Regions from separate parts of the Homo sapiens genome. Here region 2 is linked to region 1. The links are chromatin loops, found by intact Hi-C in ENCODE. Cell type or tissue: sigmoid colon. All regions are shown on one strand. Links, peaks and the distances in the headings refer to the core of each region. The heading gives the core; the rest is flanking DNA.

Region 1 (9,033 bases), core at 391-8,390:
CTTCCTCAGATCACAAGACTAGAGATCCTTTCCCTTTCTCCTCAATACACCCTCAGGGCCTAGTGGCTGGCCATCTGTAGAGTTTTATGTGCGTGCTCTCCCTGGGAGCCAATGCGCTGCTCTGCAGGTGCCGTCACACACTGGTTGCTAGCTGGCTGGTTCTTGCCACTGAACATCAACTCCGAATTCACCTTTTAAAGCCTAACCCCAAAGTGATGGTATGAGAAGTAGGAGGGATCTGGGAAGTGATTAGGTCATCAGGGTGGAGGTTTCAAGAATGGGATTAGTGCTCTTATAAAAGGGACCCCACAGAGTGCCCTCACTTCTGCCCTGTGAGGACAGAGCTGTAAGGCACCATCTACAAACCAGACATCAAATCTGCCAGCACCTATCACTCTTGGACTTTTCAGCCTTCAGAACTGTGAGCAATAAATGTCTGTCATGTATAAGCCACCCACTTATGGTATTTTGTTACAGCAGCCCAAACAAACTAAGACACTCTCCCCTTGGGACACAAAGTCCTACTGGGAGAGCAATAGTGTGGTAAGCAGGCTGATCTGCTGATGCATTTTTTTTTTGTTTGTTTTTTGAGACGGAGTTTCATTCTGTCACCCAGGCTGGAGTACAGTGGTGCGATCTCAGCTCACTGCAACCTCCACCTCCCGGGTTCGGGCGATTCTCCTGCCTCAGCCTCCCGAGTAGCTGGGATTATAGGCTCATGCCACCACGCCCAGCTAATTTTTGTATTTTCAGTAGAAACGGGGTTTCGCTATGTTGGTCAGGCTGGTCTCGAACTCCTGGCCTCAAGCAATCCACCCACCTCGGCCTCTCAAAGTGCTGGGGTTACGGGCGTGAGCCACCGCGCCTGGCCGATGCATTTTTGAATAGCAGCTCTGATAGAAACAGTCTCATTTCTATAGCGACACAGATGTACCTGGACACTGCAGAGGGCCTTGGTCTCCCGAAACCTTAGTTACCCACTGAGGACTAACATTTCTAAAACAGCTGCAGTTCAAAGTATAAGGGGAAGAAAGAAGGAACAAAGAAAGTCTGGAGTGCAATAGTTCTTAGAACAGCGATCCTCAAACTTGAGCATGCATCAGAGCTCTCTGGAGGGCCTGCTCTAGAACACAGACTGCAGGGCCCCAGCTCCAGAGTAACTGCTTCTATAGGTCTGTGGTGGGCCTAGAACTTGCATTTCTAACCAGTTCCCAAGGAAGGCTAATGCTGCTGGTCCAGGGACCACACTTGGAGAACCACTGTGCTGAAGTACAGGACCCACACATAGTGAACAGGAAGCCTGGTGACATGTCCGAAACATATGCCTGGATGGATTTCTCTTGGAACTCTTTTCGAAAAAGTCACAATGGCTTCAAAGTTTAAAAAGCCATCTATTAGCTGTGATTTGAGTAGGATGCCATTTGTGGAATGCTCTTTTAAGAGTCCTTTCTGGCCTCCCTTCCTAGGTAGACGTGGACACTGTCTGCCTGTGCTGTCCCCAAAGAATCATCTAAACAGACACCCTTCCAGACCGCTTGACAGTGCAGGGGCCCTTTCTCATCACCAGGCTGTGGTCTGCCTGAGGGGCTTGGTTAGAAGGCTCCAAAAGTTGTCACTGAGTCAGGAACCCAGTAGGTTGGCCATCCACATGGAGTAAGTAAATGCAAACACTCGAAACACACAAACGCTCTCAGTGTAGCTGAGGTGAAGGCATCTTTCTCCACATAACTATGTTCGATTTAATTTGCACTCCTATAGGCTTACTCCTGGCAGCCATTCAAGCTGACTAGCACAGAACAAACCGAGGCTTTCACGCAGTTGCTCGGCCAGTTTCCACCTGTCTTCAACGGGAGAGGCCAAGGCACACAGGGGCCCCCAGTGTGTCTGGGTGCCTTCCACTTGCTGGGGCTTTATTTCTCGATCTCCCGCCTTGCTCTCCATCAGACCTGCAAGTTTTCTAACTTCATTCCTAAGCGGCCCCTCTCCTGGTCAATGTGTCAAAGAATGGGACAGTCTCTCTCTGTTGTGGAAATTTCCCATTTCATCCCTTACTTAAGAAACTGTCTTTTGACCCACATTTCTAGAGCACACAAGTTTTGGAGCCCCCAGTATATTTAGTTTTGGGGTACTGGAAGCTCAGTTTTCAGTCAGGTGGGCAATTTTGACTAAACGCAGCTGTCAAGCCCTCAAATGAGAAGAAACATTAGCCAGCTGGCGTGACAGGAGAGCAGCTATCAGTTCCATCGGCCAGGTTTTAGTTACCGGCCTTGACGCCAAAAAGAAATGGGTTTCTTGGAAACAAAAGTGATGGAATTTGGGCTGTGACTTATATAACCTACCAGTGTTCCTCAGCCTATGGCGGGATGCTTTAAAATAAAAGTTTTTAGGATGGAGAAATAAATCGAGAAACAACAAAACCACCACCACTCAGGCCATGCAGCCTCCTACCTCTGGAAACTTCTGCCAGGCCTTCCTTTCCTCTCCAGCCCCAAAAGGTAACAAGTGCTGCAGCTTTAAGAGCGGGAAGGTGTTGTTTTAAGGGCCTCTAAGCCCCTCTTCTCAATTTCAGCTTTGAGCTGAGATCACATCCCCCACGGCAGCCAAGGGACAAAAGCCATTTATCAACCCATCTGATAAAACTTCCAATGGGCTTGATCTTTATCTAGACCAAACCAAGAACACAAATTGCAAACTCCTGCTTTTCCAAAACGTTGACTTCTTCTTAAATAGGGTGATTTTTATTTTAATTTTGAATTCTTGGGAGGAAACCAAATTGGGCTGTTCAACCAGACTCTTAAGTAGGTGGAGAAACTGCCTTTTAAATACACTGGGGGTGAGGAGAGGGCACCCTGCTGTTTGATCCCCTGCGGAGGTTTTGACATTCCAAGCTGAGTACTTTTTGGGGATACCAAGATCCCTCACCCGACATCTTGTCCTTGGCCAGGCCTCCCTATGGAACCTAGGTCTGGAGAGCAGGTTGCGGCTCTCTGCGACCCTTCTGGGGTGCGCAGTGGTTGAGTAAGCCGGACGCACAAGTCTGAGCTGGCGCTGGGGGCCAGGAGCAGGGCTGGGACTAGGGGGTAAACTGATCCCTCGCTCCCTACTGTTCACTGTCTGCGTGGTCCGCCCATTGGGAGCCCCAACTCACAGCCAGGCCGAGCCAGACCTGCCCAGTTTTGCCAGTTCCTTGAAACCCAGTTGGCGGAAGAGCAAATCAAAATAACCCAATCCGAGTCTAAACTCAAGTCCTTTCTTGCAAAGCTCAGTAGTGCGCGGGGGCTGCGGCTCTACGCCTGGCTGTGGTGCGAAACAAGATGAAATTTTTTCAAAAAGACACCTCTGAACCCCGCAAACACAATGGAAACGGCTGGGAGATCCCGCCTTGCGCCGGGGGGGCCATTTGGCCCGTGACATTGTGTTTATTTGTATTTTTAGCAAGAAAAAAAATGGGTATAAAGGGCTTAACTGGCGTTTTCTGGCTGTGAGCAGCATATGGCAAAAATGAAATAAAGTTTTATGAAACATCATAAAGAAAACAGGCCGGGGATTTAAGTTGCATGCCTCCCCCCTCCCCCCGAAAGGAAAAAAAGTAAAGAAACTGGAGCGTTTGGGAAGGAACAAATGCTTCTCTGTGGAGTTGGTCTCCCTTCCCCCAACAAAAACAAGAGGTCCGGGCTCGGAGGAATTTGAAAGCAGCGATCTGCCAAAAACATTGTGAAAAACTATGGGGGATTCATTGGAAACAGATGGGCTTTTTCAGCTTTAATTCTGAAATTCTCTCCTTTTCTGACACAATAAAAACAAACAGGGGGCGACGCAGAAAGTTATCAAACAGGAACACCAGCTCATTTGAGCCGAGTCCGTGGGTGTCCCCGCGTGGCCAAATGGGTGGAAACGAGACGAGGTCTCCGGGGAGGGGGCTGTCGGGAACTCGGCTGGGACCTCAGGGGCGACCCTGGCTCCACCCCTGGGCACCCGGCAGGTTTGCAAACTGCTGGGCGAGGAGCTGAAGAAAGTGTCCCCAGCACCGAGGGCGTGCCTCCCCTTCTCCCCCTCTTCCCGAGCCCCTAGGAGGCACGTTCCCAGCCACCCCCTTTCTCGGAAAAAGGGAAGGGAGTGAGGCACCCCGGCCCCTGCGCCCTCCCCACACGGCTCCATCTCACGGCAACTCGGGCAGGGTGCCCCTCTCCGGGTCCCCAAGGGCAGGCATCGCACCCACGACGGGGTGCGGGAGAAACAAAAGACCCGTGGAAATAGGAGGCGGGGTCCGGAGGAGGTCCGGAGAACTTGAGCCCGGACTCACTCGCGCACATCTGGCCCAGCATTGAGGGGCGGCCCAGGGACCCGGCCCCGCGCGCCCGGCCGGCAGTGCCTTACCTGCGGGGAAGCTGCAGAGAAGGAAGGCGAGGGTCGGCCAGAATCCCAGGGCTGAACGTCCTGCCCCTCTCCCCATACCCATCCATCCAGCTCGGCCTGTTACCACTAGCCTCTCCCTGGAAGAAGAGTTCAGAAAAAAAGAAGAAAATAAATCACGCTGCGAAGAAAGGGCAGCCTCGCTCCGCCGGCGGGAGCAGCGAGCCGGGAGGCTCCGTCCACCTCGGCCGCGGGCGCCCGGCGCGCTCCCCTTCCCGCGCCGCCCCCCGCGCGCCCCTCCCTCGCCATCCATCACTCGGTTCTCCGCCAATGTCGACGCGGCCCCGCGCCCCAGCCGCCTGCGCACCGCCCCCTCGCGCTCGGGTTTCAGCGAGGCCGGCGAGGTAGCCGGAGGCGGCCGGGCGGGGACCCAGGCTGCCCGGCCGCAGCGCTCGCCGTGAGGACCTCGGAAAACCACGGCCCTAGATCAGAGGGCGCGCCACGCTCCCCGACCCTCGCGCCATCTCCAGCCCGCGGCTGTCCTTGCAAACCAGGCCCAGCACCCTTGGGAGGCCGCAGGGCATGAGGCGGGGCAGGACGCCCCCTTAATCCCCTCCACGAATATCCAATCCAAGTAGAAAAACTGTCCTTGGAGGCAAATCCCAGCCCTACTTTCCAACCAGACTGCCGACCCCAAGCTTCCACCGACGCCCCCTGGCTCATCAGTCGCACTCAGACGCGACACCGGTGCAGGAGGCTGAAAAACCCACTTCCGAGTTGTCTAGGTCTGGGCAGGATGGCTCTCTGCATCTCAGCTACTAACGCACCTCGAGGTTCCCGCCCGTCGTGGCCCCAGGCCACCCATCCTGACTGGGTTTGGCCTGCCTCCAGCACCCCCTTCAAGCACCTCGCTGCTTCCTGAAGACTTGCCCCGGCTGCGCCCCCGTGCTGAGGGCCTGCGGGCCTAACCTTGCCACCTTGGCACAGCTGCCACTCCAGAGAGATGGCTATGCCGGTCCGCGTGGCGCGCAGGGCCGGATGGTTTGGCGCTCTCTGCGAGGCCCGCAAGGCTGCACTTGGGAGGGCTTCAGTATGGTGACCTTTCCTAACTCTGTCGCTTATTTTTCTGGGAAAGAAACATCTCCTTCCCAAGGTTCCCTGGGCCCTGCAGTTCTGCTGCCGTTGTGATATTTAAGGGACTGGTAACTTCCCCTGAGAGACATCTTTTGGATGAAACACAAATAGTCCTGAGCAAGTGTTCTTAGTCAAACCAACTCCTCCCGCCACCCTCCTCACCTCACTCCCAAGCCTGCCCATCTGGTTCTTTGGGGAAAAACACCTCTGGGTTTTTATCCAATTTGGAGGTTTCTCTTAAGCACTATCACAGTCCTTACCTGCTGCAAAGGCCACACAGGCTTGTGCAAGGCTGCAGGGCTGCAGCTGCATTTGGGGTTCCGGCTGCCAGGTCGGGAGTGTGGAGAGGAGCAAGTTTGAAGGGAGGGGAGAAGGCCCTATGGCTGTGAAGACACAACCCCAGCAGCAAGACTTATGAATCTGGCTTCCACAAAACAGGTACACAAGGGGACCATACCTCAGCCAGCTGTGCAACAGGGCAACACGAAGCTGCTCTTCCCTTAGGTGGAAATGCCAGACACAACTCTTCTTTACGAGGGGGTGTCACTGTGTTTCCCTGAAATATTGAGGTCTCAGATCGACAAGCTCTAAATATTTTTCCCCCAAACCAGGGTTCATTTCAGGACGGGTCTGCAAAATGCTACGGTTTTCCCAGTGAAAGCCCACCATCGAAAATGCTCTTCCTTTCAAGCTTGGCCAGTCCTGGGGCCCGACCCAACAATTTATTCTGCAGCATCACCGAACGGCAGCCCATTCCAGCGGCCACCGGGGCACGCTAAGCAGGCACTGTGCCAGGCTGCACAGAGGTGACCAAGTGGCCTTTCCACTAATTAACACCATTTGCTAGAGTCTGCCTTTCACGAGCTAGTTCTAGAGTCTCTCGCCAATGAGAAGGGATCACTGGCATTCCAAGTCACCTGGACAGTAATTAACCACCGTCACTGCTGCAGCATGTCCAGGTTGGAGACCAGGGCTCAGGATCCAGAGGAGGCCATGCAGCCCGCAGAAGCCCAGAAATCACGCCCTTCTGGGGCTGCCCTTGCCCAAGAATGGACTTTTCACAGCAGGACTTTTTTTTTTTTTTTCAATGAGAACAGAAAAAAGAAATCTTCAACTATGTTACAATTTAAAAGCAGGAAAAAAAAAAGGAGTTTCTCCCTCCCACGTCAGGAAATGTCATCCAATATTCTTAAAGAAAGGATAACTAAATAAAATACATGTGCAGCATATTCTGCAATTCCATTACATACAGTAGTTTTTTTTTCCAAAGCTATTTTAAGTATTGTTAATATAAAGCAGTTGCACAAAAAGCAAAGGTGCTTTGACAAACAGGTGTATGCACTGATTCCTTTTTAGGAACAGTATCTAAAAAGAACCCGTCGTCCACACTGCCCCAAAAAAGACAAAGATTCATACAGACACATTGGGATATATGTACAACATAATGAACCCCATCCTAAAGAAGCAACTGAGATAACCCCCAGAGAATACAGAATCAGAATTGTGAAAAATCATAGTGAAGTTTGCTTGCTGTAAAGCCTGAGAATTTTTTTTTTTTCAGTTGGTTCTTCTCGCAGCAGGACTTTTAACCTCTACATTTCAGTTTCTTCATCTGTAAGGATCGGGCTGATAATATTGTCACTCCAAGACTACAACTGAATAGAACTCGGAAGAGGCCCCAGGCCATGGGAGTTCCAGTGTCCCTGCCGGGAGACGGGTACTGGCTGCCTTTTTAGGAGGAGACCCCAGTCTTGCGACATGAGCAAATAATTTGGGAAAGGGGCACAAAAGGCTTTTTTTCCCCCCCTTTCTTGAGGAGAAATGTCTGAGGCTGAATTTGGACATCTTCAAAGTGGGGACTTGGCCATCACACAGTTTAGACTATCATGAGAAATCTAGCCCCAGCTAGAGCAGTATGGCGTTGTGTTGACCTTGAGGAATCTAGCTATACTGGCTAAACCAACCAACTTTTAAACAGCTCCCCAACTCTCTGCAGGAATAAAAAATTCCTAAAACGTTAGATTTGAGAACTCAGCACTCCGTTCGCCATAGAAACTCATTTAACTCAAAAGTGTAGTTGACTTCAAACAAACAGCCCCATAGAGTCTAACCAAGTATGTGGTGTCCCCTAGGCTACAGCTTAGACCTGGGGATAGAGACACTCTCATGCATGACTCTTGCCCCTTTTCTTCAGCACTGGCTGTGGAGGCCTCAATCCTGAGCATCCCCCTCCACCTTCTCTCCCTTTCCACTCTGGGGGTAGCTATTTGATGGGGGGAAAGGGGTCAAGGGGCTTCTGAAAGGAAGGGTTCTGCATACGGCTGAAGTCTTCTCAGGGGCAGTGATAGTCAGGGGTTCCAACTTTGCCTGCTTCTAGGTATGAACAGAGTGTTCTCAAATCTAGGGCCTGAGTCATCAGTCAACAAATATATATTCAGGACCTGCTGCAGGCTAGACCTTGGGGGATAAAGAAATAAGACAGTCCCTATTTCTGAATTGCTGGTAGAAACAGATAATAGAGAAAAATGAGTGCTAAAGGAGAGGTGAGGAGTGAATGACCTTTACCAAAAAAGGTGGTGTCTTTCAAAATAATGGCTAATATTTTGACGTATTTTTACATTGTGTCAGATGCCAGCTGAGTACTTTACATTTCTAGAAACTTTCAGCTAATGAAGATTCTATTACCATCCTCATTTTGCAGATGAAGAAACTGAGGCTGGGAACGCTTAAGTACGCACCCAATAAATGGCTAAAAAATGCCAAGCCAAGCTGGCCGAACCCCATGCTTGGCGTACTGTGTGTGCCATTCATTCCAATGGTGGTGAGCAAGTCCGCACCGGGCTTAAAGTCAAGGCGAGACAGATTACTTAACAATCACTTTCAATAAAGCATAACACAGACTCTGACAGGGGAGACACAGAACACAGGCGCCAGGGGGCTCCAGCCCAGCTTGGGGTGCAGGGAGGGGAAAGAAGCTTTCCCAGTGTAGGAGTATGCCAGGGGAAGTTGACGGGCAAGGGAGGGGATGGCAGGGAGAAAACTCCAGGCAGAAGGAACACCCAGCACGCCAGGAACAAAGTGTGCTTTACCTGAGGATCTGCAAAGGCTGAAGTGCGGCTGTAGAAGGAAGAGGTGAAGCTGGAGAAACAGAGCAAAGAGCTTGGGGGAGCCTGTGAAGCACCTGGGAGCCCAACCCAAAGCCTCAAGAAGGGGAGGGATTTATTCTTTTGGGAGACCACTGTGGGAGATGTAAAAAGATTAGAGTTGCCCAGGCCCTTCTCCAAAGCAGCTATATCTGAATCTCTGTGGGGTAGAGCCTGGGCATCAGCATTTTTAAGGAGCTCCCTTAGGCGATTCATGTCTAGGGGAATAGCTGGGTTTGTAAGTTCTATCAATCTCGGGCCCATGCCCTCCTTGCTGCTGGCAGGTGCACAGAAGACCCAGGTCTGTCAGTTTCTGCCCCTTGGGATTAAAGTCAAGCCAAGACAGATAACCTAACAATTACTTTCAATAAAATGGTGATTGCAAGTGACTCAAGCTGGACCA
Region 2 (9,033 bases), core at 333-8,332, 170 kb before region 1:
TGGAGGATCTGTCTCTCTCTCTCTCTCTCCTTTTTTTTTTTTTGGTGGAGATGAAGGGGTGGGTCTATGGTACATCACCTGAGTTGTGGGGTAAATGTAGAGAGTGTCAATCAAAGGCAGAGCTCTCAGAGCTGGGAAGGAGGCTCTAGATGGCGGCTGTGCCTTAGAGAGAGCGCGCTCTGCTCCCTGCCTTTGCCTCACTTTACGCAACTTTCCCTAACTTTCGGGCAGCCTCAGGGGGCCCCCGTAGCCCCCTGCCTTTCCTAGGGACTTACTGGGGTCGATTCGAACCTTTTTTTGGGAGAAAAGCAGCTTTTAGGAGCTTTCTTTTCGTGCCTTGTTGGAAAGAAGCAGCCGTACTGAGAGCCCAGGTCGTTGTTTTTTCCAGCTTAGAAGCCATGGCGCACCTCCATTTTTGTGCGCTCTCCTAATGAGGTTTTTTTTCTTTCGGACCTGTTTTAGTATTAATTATTGCTTTATTTTTTTGACCAGTTAACATATTTGAGGGTTATTTTATTTATTTTTCGTTTTTTAACGGAGGATTTTGCCTTTATTTTTAATTATTTGGGATCTGATATTTTTCTACTAGTAGATAGGACTCTTGGTTTGGACATACTACATGGATCAGGTAAGTTCACGATCATTGGTGATAATTTTAAAGATTTATTTGTTTAAGTTTGCCTTGTTTTCTGTAAATACGAGAAATTCTTGGATGACGCAATAAGATACAGAGATTGTTATTTGTATCTAGTGTGCTACTTTGAGAAAGTTTCCTTATTGATAGTGATGCTTCCACTGTTCGGTTTATCCTGTTGTTTTTTCTTTTAAGGAAAAAATAGAAATATTTAGTTTTTTGGTGCTTACCGTTGTTGTGTTATAACAATATCGTTAACATCGTCAGGACTTTGTTCCTGATAATAAAAAGCATCGATAGAAGCCGGGACCTTACCTTTCTTTCAACTTTTGACAGTAAATACCTGGGCACAGGACTTCAAAGCAAACACAGATTCCCCCTCCCCCTTAATATTTAAGAATTAAAAGATGATGAGAAATAAGGACAAAAGCCAAGAGGAGGACAGTTCGCTACACAGCAATGCATCGAGGTATGAGCTATCAACTTTCTTCCTTTTTGTCTTTTTTTTTGGGGGAGAAACCTCAGCTTACAATTGTTTACCTTGACAGACATGGATTGCTGTCTGTTTTATTGTGTTTTTCTAATTTGGATTCGTTTTTTAAAGCATGACCTTGAGATTGCTAATATGCCACACCCTAATTTTTTGGTAGCAATTTATGAAAGTTGAGTTGTGACTTAAGGCCTCTTACAGCAGTCAAAAGGTAAGGTACCTTTATTCAAAGGGGCCTTTACTGTAATGTACAGTTTTTCTGTCAGTAAATTTCAGTTTTTAGGTTTTTGTACTGCAGAAAAATGACCTTGTCGGTTTAGCCATTGCTGCATTGCACCATTTTACATACAAGGCAAATTTTTTCTTTGAAGAATCCAGGATATCTAAACTTGTAACTGAGGGCCATAGAGAAGCCTTGTAGTAGTAAATTATAGTAAATAGACATATCAGAAAGTTATATGAATGAAAAAATGTACATTTAAAAACAAAATCACTTAAAGGACCCTTTGACTGATGCCTCTCAGTTTATATTTTTATGTGACTTTATATTTCTTTTGATACACTTGACATTTTAGGAAATTTTGATGTGATTTATCAAAACCTTTACTTGATGGTTAGAGTTCCTGCATTTATGAAATCAAATCTGTAATAACAGAAATCCTGGAATACTCTTAATATATACTTCTATTTTGTGTTTGTTACTGTGATTAATATTTGCAGTTGTATATTTTACATTTAAATTATTTTAAGGTTTGCATTTGTATGCTTAAGACATTGATTTCCTGTTGGTAGATGTATTTTATCCTCACAATTTAGATGTAGCTGCTTTAAATTTATTGATGTATTTCGACAGAGTCGTCTGGAATGCTTTATCTTCTGAAGCTTAAAAATGTACTGTTTGTGCAAATCATGATCTGTTTCACATTCCTTGGAGTACCTTGTTAGTGATGAAGTAATAAAGCCTCTAAGATGTTTTTGTTGTATGACCTCTGTATATTAATTTTTAAAAGTACATATGAATGCATTTTTTGATGTGTTCTTTATGCATTTTCATATTATAAATTTTAAATCATGCAGTTTAACAAGGATGTGATTCATTATGTGGTTTTCCTTCCCAATTTTTACTTTTCTAATTTTTATAAATAATACACTTTTCTATTAGGCTAGTGAATTTGAAAGTTTTGAACATGATGTGTTACTAATATGCTGAATTCTATTTATTTTATTTGACTGAAAGCATATTGAGCCTTGCTTTAGAAAATAAGTTACCAAATTTTTTTGCATTGAGTTGTCACCCAGTTTGTAGTGCTGTCTTAATTGAATTGCCCATGTAAATTACTAGATTAAATTGAGGACAGAAAAGTTTTTTACTCATCCTAAGCTGTTTTTTTCTGGAAAGTAATGACAATTTGAAGAAATGAGAACCTCCAGATATATTTGGCAAATTATTAAAGATTCAGCACTAAAATTGTTGCTCCCTTGAGTGTATCATTTGCATAGGTCTCACATGGGTTTTGGCTCTCTTATGCAAGGTTTGTGGTTAACATCATTGATCAGACTGTGCTTTCTAATTCTAAAAAATTGAGCAGTGTTGGTATTCTTTCAGTATTTTTACTCTCACCTGGAAAACTACCTGGAAGTTGTCAGGCATTTGCTTACTGGTAGTGGAGGTTACAGCTGTACATGAAGCATGTACTGACTGTACTTTTAAATTGGTTTGTCAAGTATACTTTGAATCATATACCTGATGGATGTCCAAAAATATTTAAGACTCTTTGAAAAGAAGATAGTTACTTTTAAATTAGTTACCCTAAATTTCATATCTTAATACATGTACATAATTATGACATCACTTCCTTTTAAAATGTGCAGCTGTAGAATGTTAGTGGTGTTTTAATGTGGTAGATTAATATTACTTCTACTGAGCTGAACTGTCCCTGTAATTAGTACTTGGTTCCTTCTGCCATCAGAGTTTTTATTGCCCAAAGTATAGTGTTTAGGGAATACTACGAAAATCACCTTTGCAGCCTGAGCCACAGAAGAGGAAATGAGTTTGCAGGTCAAGTAAACTTTGGTCTGAGAATTACTTTAGTATCTGGAAAGAATGAGTGCAAGTTTAGGTAAATCTGGTAATACCCTGTTTTTGGAAATAGTGCAGTAGTTAATAGTGGTTATATAAGTTTGTATTTTAATTTGAAGTTAATGCTAAAGTCTGTTATACTTTATCACGATTTTTGAAAATTAAAAACTTTAAAAAACGCGATTTTAAAAACATTTGATTGATATTTGTAAAATTTCTAAGTATTTAAAACAAAGTTCTAATGATGGACATACGAGAAGTATACCATACTTTTTATCTGAATAATTTGCAGCTTGGGGATAACTTAAGTAACATCAAAGAATGAAAACGGGACTGTGTGCACACAAAGAGTTCAGTGTGTTCTCCACGGCACCACGTTAGCAATTTATCTTAAGAATTGAACGAGTTTATTAAATTTATCTCCAAATCGTCTGCCTTTGAGCCAGATTTATTTTTATAACCTGAGGTGCGGGTAAATCCTACAATTTTCAGGGGCGCTTTACCAGATATTCTAAAAGGCTGGGGATGATTAGAAATGGCATAATGCAGTTACTTGTGTACTAGAACAGGCAGTTTAACTGGCAGCCATTTTATGACGCTGATAATACATTAAAAAACGGGATTTTGGAGAAGACTGAATCTAAACTAATAGAAATCTGAAATACCAAAGCCTATTTCCTTCCCCCTCTCTGCTCTTCTGGGGAACTCTGGTGCCGACATAAAAGGCAGTTCGATAGGGCACGCAGCAGCTCTTTGAGCCCCTGGCATCTTGATGCAGGTCCAGCTCAGTCACAAAATGGCTGTTCCTTTGTGCCGCAGCGCTGACAGACATACTGCATTGCACTGTGTACTCGCCAAACAGCAGGAAGTTGCCGTGCCGAGTTCAAAGGCCGGCCGGCGCCGGCGCGGGGTGCTGATTGGCTGTGCGCGCGCCTGGTAACAGCAGGGTCAACGGCGGCGCCTTCGGCAGCCTCCGCCCCGTGACGTCAGACGGCTCCCCTGGGGGGCGGGGAGAGAACGCAGTGACGTCTGGCCGCGTGCGCATGTCGGGCGCTTTCTCCTCCCCCTACCCAGGGAGCCGCACGCCGAGGGGAAAAGGAAGGGAACTCTAGTTGGGACTTTCCGGTGGGCGGCTTCTTTCCTGGACGCGTTTGCTCCTGGCAGTCTTGTCCGCCCTTGCCTGTAGCGGTCCGCACCCTGTAGTGTGTTCTTTTGCCCATTTCCGGGAATGGTTTATCCTCTTTGAGAAGCGGCTGCTTTTGGAGAAAAAGTGCAGGCACTATTTATAAATTTTAAAGGCACTATTTGGAAATCTTAAAATAGAAAATTTGCCCAGTTTTACATTTTCCCTTTTCATACCTTAGCGTCCCTTCTCCCCGCCCCCGTTCAGTGTGAAGAGATGAGTGGGTTTAATTTTGTTACAATTGACCAAAACGTTTGAGTGTCAGAGGCGGATACTTTTATTTTAGTGAAAACCTCTTGACGGGTGTTAACAGCTGTTTAATACATGGCTCATAAACAAAGGGAAGATTATTTGAACTTGTCCCCATGCGTTTTTACTTGGTACCGTACATTTTCTCAGTTGGCATTTGATGGAGAAAAACTCAGGTCAGTATGTGCTAAGTACTATATATTTAAGATTCACAGTGGGATAGTTTAGTAGAAAATAGAAAATTTCACGTTCAATAACATTAAAAAGTGGCAGAATACAGCGTTAGGCAACCATTACTATGTAAGTAAATGTCAGAAAACTACTCTTTTAAGTGTTAATAGCACTTGCTAATGCAGGGTGACTGACAGCTTGGCTGATAGTGGGGTCACTTGGCCAAATCTTCGCAATTATCTTCCCTAGGCCTCCATTTCGGGAATTCTGAGTCCCGGTAAACGGTTGGGTTTATGCTCACTGATTTGCCTTGTTTGGAAACCTTTACAAGGATTTCTGGTTAAAACTTCATCGTTCAGCAACGATGTCTTAATAATTAAATTACACATACTGAATTTAAGCAAGCAAGAAATTCAGTGGATTTATCTACTGTGGACAAAGTTTTTTTCCTGCCATACTAGAGTTTTTTTAGCAGTTGGAGTAGGCTGTCCTGTAGTTAGCCATAGTTTAGAGTTATTTTAGTAAAGTGTGTTACTTCAAAGGAGATGTTGACCCTTCAGTGCAGGTGATATTTGCTTGGGCGTATGTCAAGTTTCTGAATACAGTCTGTGAAAGTTAGAATTCACTATGATAGTGAGTTTTGTAGGTTCTCATAATCTAGGTTCTTTGGGAAGAATTATTTGGATAGTTTGTGAAAACTAGCTGAAATTGCTTTTTCTGTTACAGAGAAGTGTTCATCAAATAATTTGTACCTGATTTTAAAATTATATGCTCAAATGTATATTGCGTATAAAATGCTAACAGAGAATTAAGTGTTTATAGAACTTGATGAACGTTTAACTGTAGCTTCCAACTTAAAGTATACCTGCCACAAGAACGAAAGTAATAATCTCACCTCCCTTTTTGTGTAGAGACTGAATTCTAATTAGTTGTGTTAATAGTATTTGCTGAATACCTTTCAATTCCTAAAACTGGGGTCAAAGTAGTCAACATTGCAGTTAATTATTTTTGAAGAGGATATGAACTATTCTGTTATTTAAGATATTTTAACCTAAATACCATTATGAGTTAAAATGCATACCATGATATAACAATTTACCTATTAACTGTTGACAATCTTGCAGCCAATTAAGTTTTTTATAGAACCAGTGTTCTTAGGTATGTTTGTTGAGCCTTCTACTTTTTTTCCCTTTGATGTGGGGAATAGCATCAAGCAGCAAGAAAAGAGTGTTGATCGATTTCTCTCTCTTTCTCTCTCTCTCTCTGTATCCTTGCCGTTTAAAATATGCACTTTCCAACTAGTATTTGGCCGTTAGGGAGTTAGTATCTTTGTAAAGATTAAGTCAGCAGAGGAAGGTGGGCAAATAATATTTTTGATAAAGACTTTTGGTTGTGACAGTTGTAGCAAGTTATTGCTTGAGGAGTGAATCTGGAAGTTTATTTGAATTTTAACTAAAACTCACAGATTTTATCATTAGTTTACTCTCCCTTACCCCCAAATAAAACAACTGACAGTTATGAGAGACCTCCTGAGACCACCTGGTATTTCCAAACTCCTATCATTTCTCCCATAAAATTTGATACACTAAGTTTGTTTCTGGTATAAAAATTGAGTGACTGCTCTGTGTCAGCCATTAAATTTTTTCTTGCTATGAGCCATCTTTTTTTTTTTTTTTTTTTTAAGATCCTTTAGTTTTTAGCTGCTTCTTGGTAACCTTAGAACTTTGCTTCCTTGAAGAACTTGGCTTTCTTGATATGGTGTCACTTGAACAAAGAAACTTAAAAAAAAATTCCTCTAAGAGTATTTTGTGTACAGGTGAAAGTAACTTTGTGGCTTGGTTACACTGGGTGTGTCACAGCTGAGTAACTCCCTCCTGCACTTCAGCTTGACTAAGCGTTGAGTTCACATGTATACCTTTGCAAAGCTGCCATTCACAACTTGTTTTGGAACTTTAGGGTTATCAGTATAAAGCCTGAGTAACAAAACTTAGTCATCCAATGTCCAGGCTGGATTGTATTTTTATTTTGTGATCAGTAATTCAGCACAATGCTGGAACACATTACTCACATTTGTCTTATGACCCTTTTCTGTAATCAATGGAATCTTTAATTGATAAAGCAAGTCTAGGGGGAGAGACATTTTTTAAAAAAAGCTCCTATATACTGAATATATTTGAGCCCTGATTATGAAGTGAGGGACAAGGCTTTTCTTTTTGAAATAAATGATGGAGGACATAGATATGTGGTAGCCATTCATGCTACATAATTTAGCATTTTATTGTTAATATGTTTGGTTATGGGTCTTCTTGTTTGGTATTTCAACATGTTCTGGACTGGATATCATACTGAAAAGTATTTCAGTTCTCATTACTGAGTCCCTGTAGTTTGGGGAAAATGTGATCACTGATCTTGAAGGAGAGAATGTTTCAGAAGCATCCGGCTAAGGCAGGATTGTAGAGATAGTCTTGATTTTATACTTTGGATTTAATTCTGATGAGTCATTTTGTCACTTGTGTATGCTTAACTGTTACCTCTGTGCCTGGCAAGAGCTAGGTATGAGTTCAGCTTTTACTTTAGTCCTGAAAATTTTTGTTCCCAGTTTAGGCCAGTGAAGAAGCACTTATGATTGGACTTGTAATTTTCTCATTTTAAAAATGTAGATAATGGTCATCTTCATTGGGTCATGAAGATTAAATAATATAGTGCCCATAAAATGCTTAGCAAAGAGCCCATCACATTAAAAGTGCTCAATAAATGTAAGCTTTTAGTAAGGTTATTTTATTCTTACTGTTTGTTTCATCTTACTTTCTTGCACCCCTCCTTCATATCCTAAGTTCTTCTTCAGGAGCTAGGTTGGCCCTGAGGAACTCGCTGGTTGTCTTGGCCTACCAGGAGAGTTTGTTTAGGCCAGTTACAGGAGAGATTTGTGAGAATGATTTTAGGAGGCAAGTCCTCATTTAGTCAGCTTGGGTGCGTTTTACAGTTCATCCTCTCTTAGAATTTTTTTTTTTTTTTTTTTTTTTTGAGAAGAGCCAGCCTTTTGAGAGAGCATATGACTCTTCCTGGACTACAACAGCTTCTTGTGTGAATCACAGCCCGGCTTTTGCCAGTTAGTCTGAGTAGATAACTACCCACCCCCACTCCCCCAAGCTGATAATTATTACCCTGGTTTATCCTCTGTCTCATTTCCCCTCTCAAGCTGTTAGAGAATGAATACTGAATACTGTGGTGCACTGCTCCATGGATATAAATGTAACAGCAGTAATATTTACAACCAATGTCTAATTGGCTGTAGCTTGCTTTCAGTGTTCAGTCTAAACCATAGGACTATATATTTGTCTTAGCATAATGCCGAACATGCAAGTCTGCTTAAACTATAGTCTTAAGATTTGTGTGTTTTGGGTTTCCTCTACTTCCTCTATTTCCTGTCTTTTTTGGGTTATAGGTCAGATGGGTTCTACTTTTTATTCCCATTTCAGACTGTGGAGAGCTTCTAAAAATACCAGTGTCCATCCCTGCCCCTAGGATCTAGTTAATTTTTAAAAGCTCTCTGTGTTTCAAATTTGCATGTGTTTCTGTATGTTTGCAGTATCTCCGTGTGTTTTCAAATCTTCTGATGGAGCACTTCGTGTACTTTAACCCTTGGTCTTTCCATTGCCTGTCCCATTTTTAAATTCCCTTTTTAGTCTTAATAGCTGCTTGAGTTAGGACCTCTGGAAGCAAAAGTGGGATAGGATGCTGACGGGGAATTGTAGGCTTGATGGAAGAGGATGTTTCTATATTAAATGTCATGGCAGATCCAGTTCTAGGCATACCTTTAAAATGTATACACAGGCTGGGCGTGGTAGCTCACTCCTGTAATCCCAGCAGTTTGGGAGGCCCAGGCAGGCGGATCACTTGAGGTAGGGAGTTCGAGAACAGCCTGGCCAACATGGTGAAACCCTGTCTCTACTAAAAATACAAAGATTAGCTGGACATGATGGTGGGTGCCTGTAGTCCCAGCTGCTTGGGAGGCTGAGGCCGGACAATCTCCTGAAGCTGGGAGGCGGAGGTTGCAGTTAGATGAACTGACACACCACTGCACTCCAGCCTGGGAGACAGGGTGACCAAAAAAAAAAAAAGAAAAAAGATAAAAAATGTATATGCAGGTGGGCTTTCTCCCCTCAAGATTCTGAATTCCTTGTAAGTGTCTTCTAGTCGCTTTAAGCTCTTGTGGTCGTCTCTTC

The links. Hi-C counts contacts between places; a loop is a spot of excess contacts. Peaks named below come from ENCODE experiments on the same cell type or tissue, not always from the same donor. Only the 100,000 strongest peaks of a DNase experiment are listed, where the experiment ranks them.
Region 2: it touches region 1 in a loop (5-fold over the local background); 2 of 110 quality-filtered maps call a loop at or near these places.

Annotation. Positions count from the first base shown.
Region 1 is chr15:93,068,539-93,077,571 of GRCh38, forward strand. It overlaps RGMA (repulsive guidance molecule BMP co-receptor a), which reads right to left. Exons shown (of 4, transcript NM_020211.3): 2 at 4,378-4,493. Among named protein-coding and RNA genes, the nearest start is that of RGMA, 16 kb to the right of the region's middle. RefSeq lists a silencer at 4,967-5,105 and an enhancer at 5,262-6,019. In sigmoid colon, for the core only: no CTCF peak of the experiment used is centred there; DNase peaks (open chromatin) are centred at 4,047, 4,693 and 5,279; H3K4me3 peaks cover 4,795 bases; H3K27ac peaks cover 1,753 bases.
Region 2 is chr15:92,900,197-92,909,229 of GRCh38, forward strand. It overlaps CHD2 (chromodomain helicase DNA binding protein 2), which reads left to right and starts at 128. Exons shown (of 39, transcript NM_001271.4): 1 at 128-628; 2 at 971-1,103. The coding sequence starts at 1,042. It overlaps MIR3175 (microRNA 3175), which reads left to right and starts at 4,203; the gene lies at 4,203-4,279. RefSeq lists enhancers at 147-216, 257-466, 3,736-4,935, 3,797-3,976, 4,257-4,496 and a silencer at 4,047-4,096. In sigmoid colon, for the core only: no CTCF peak of the experiment used is centred there; DNase peaks (open chromatin) are centred at 4,275 and 7,905; H3K4me3 peaks cover 6,094 bases; H3K27ac peaks cover 5,142 bases.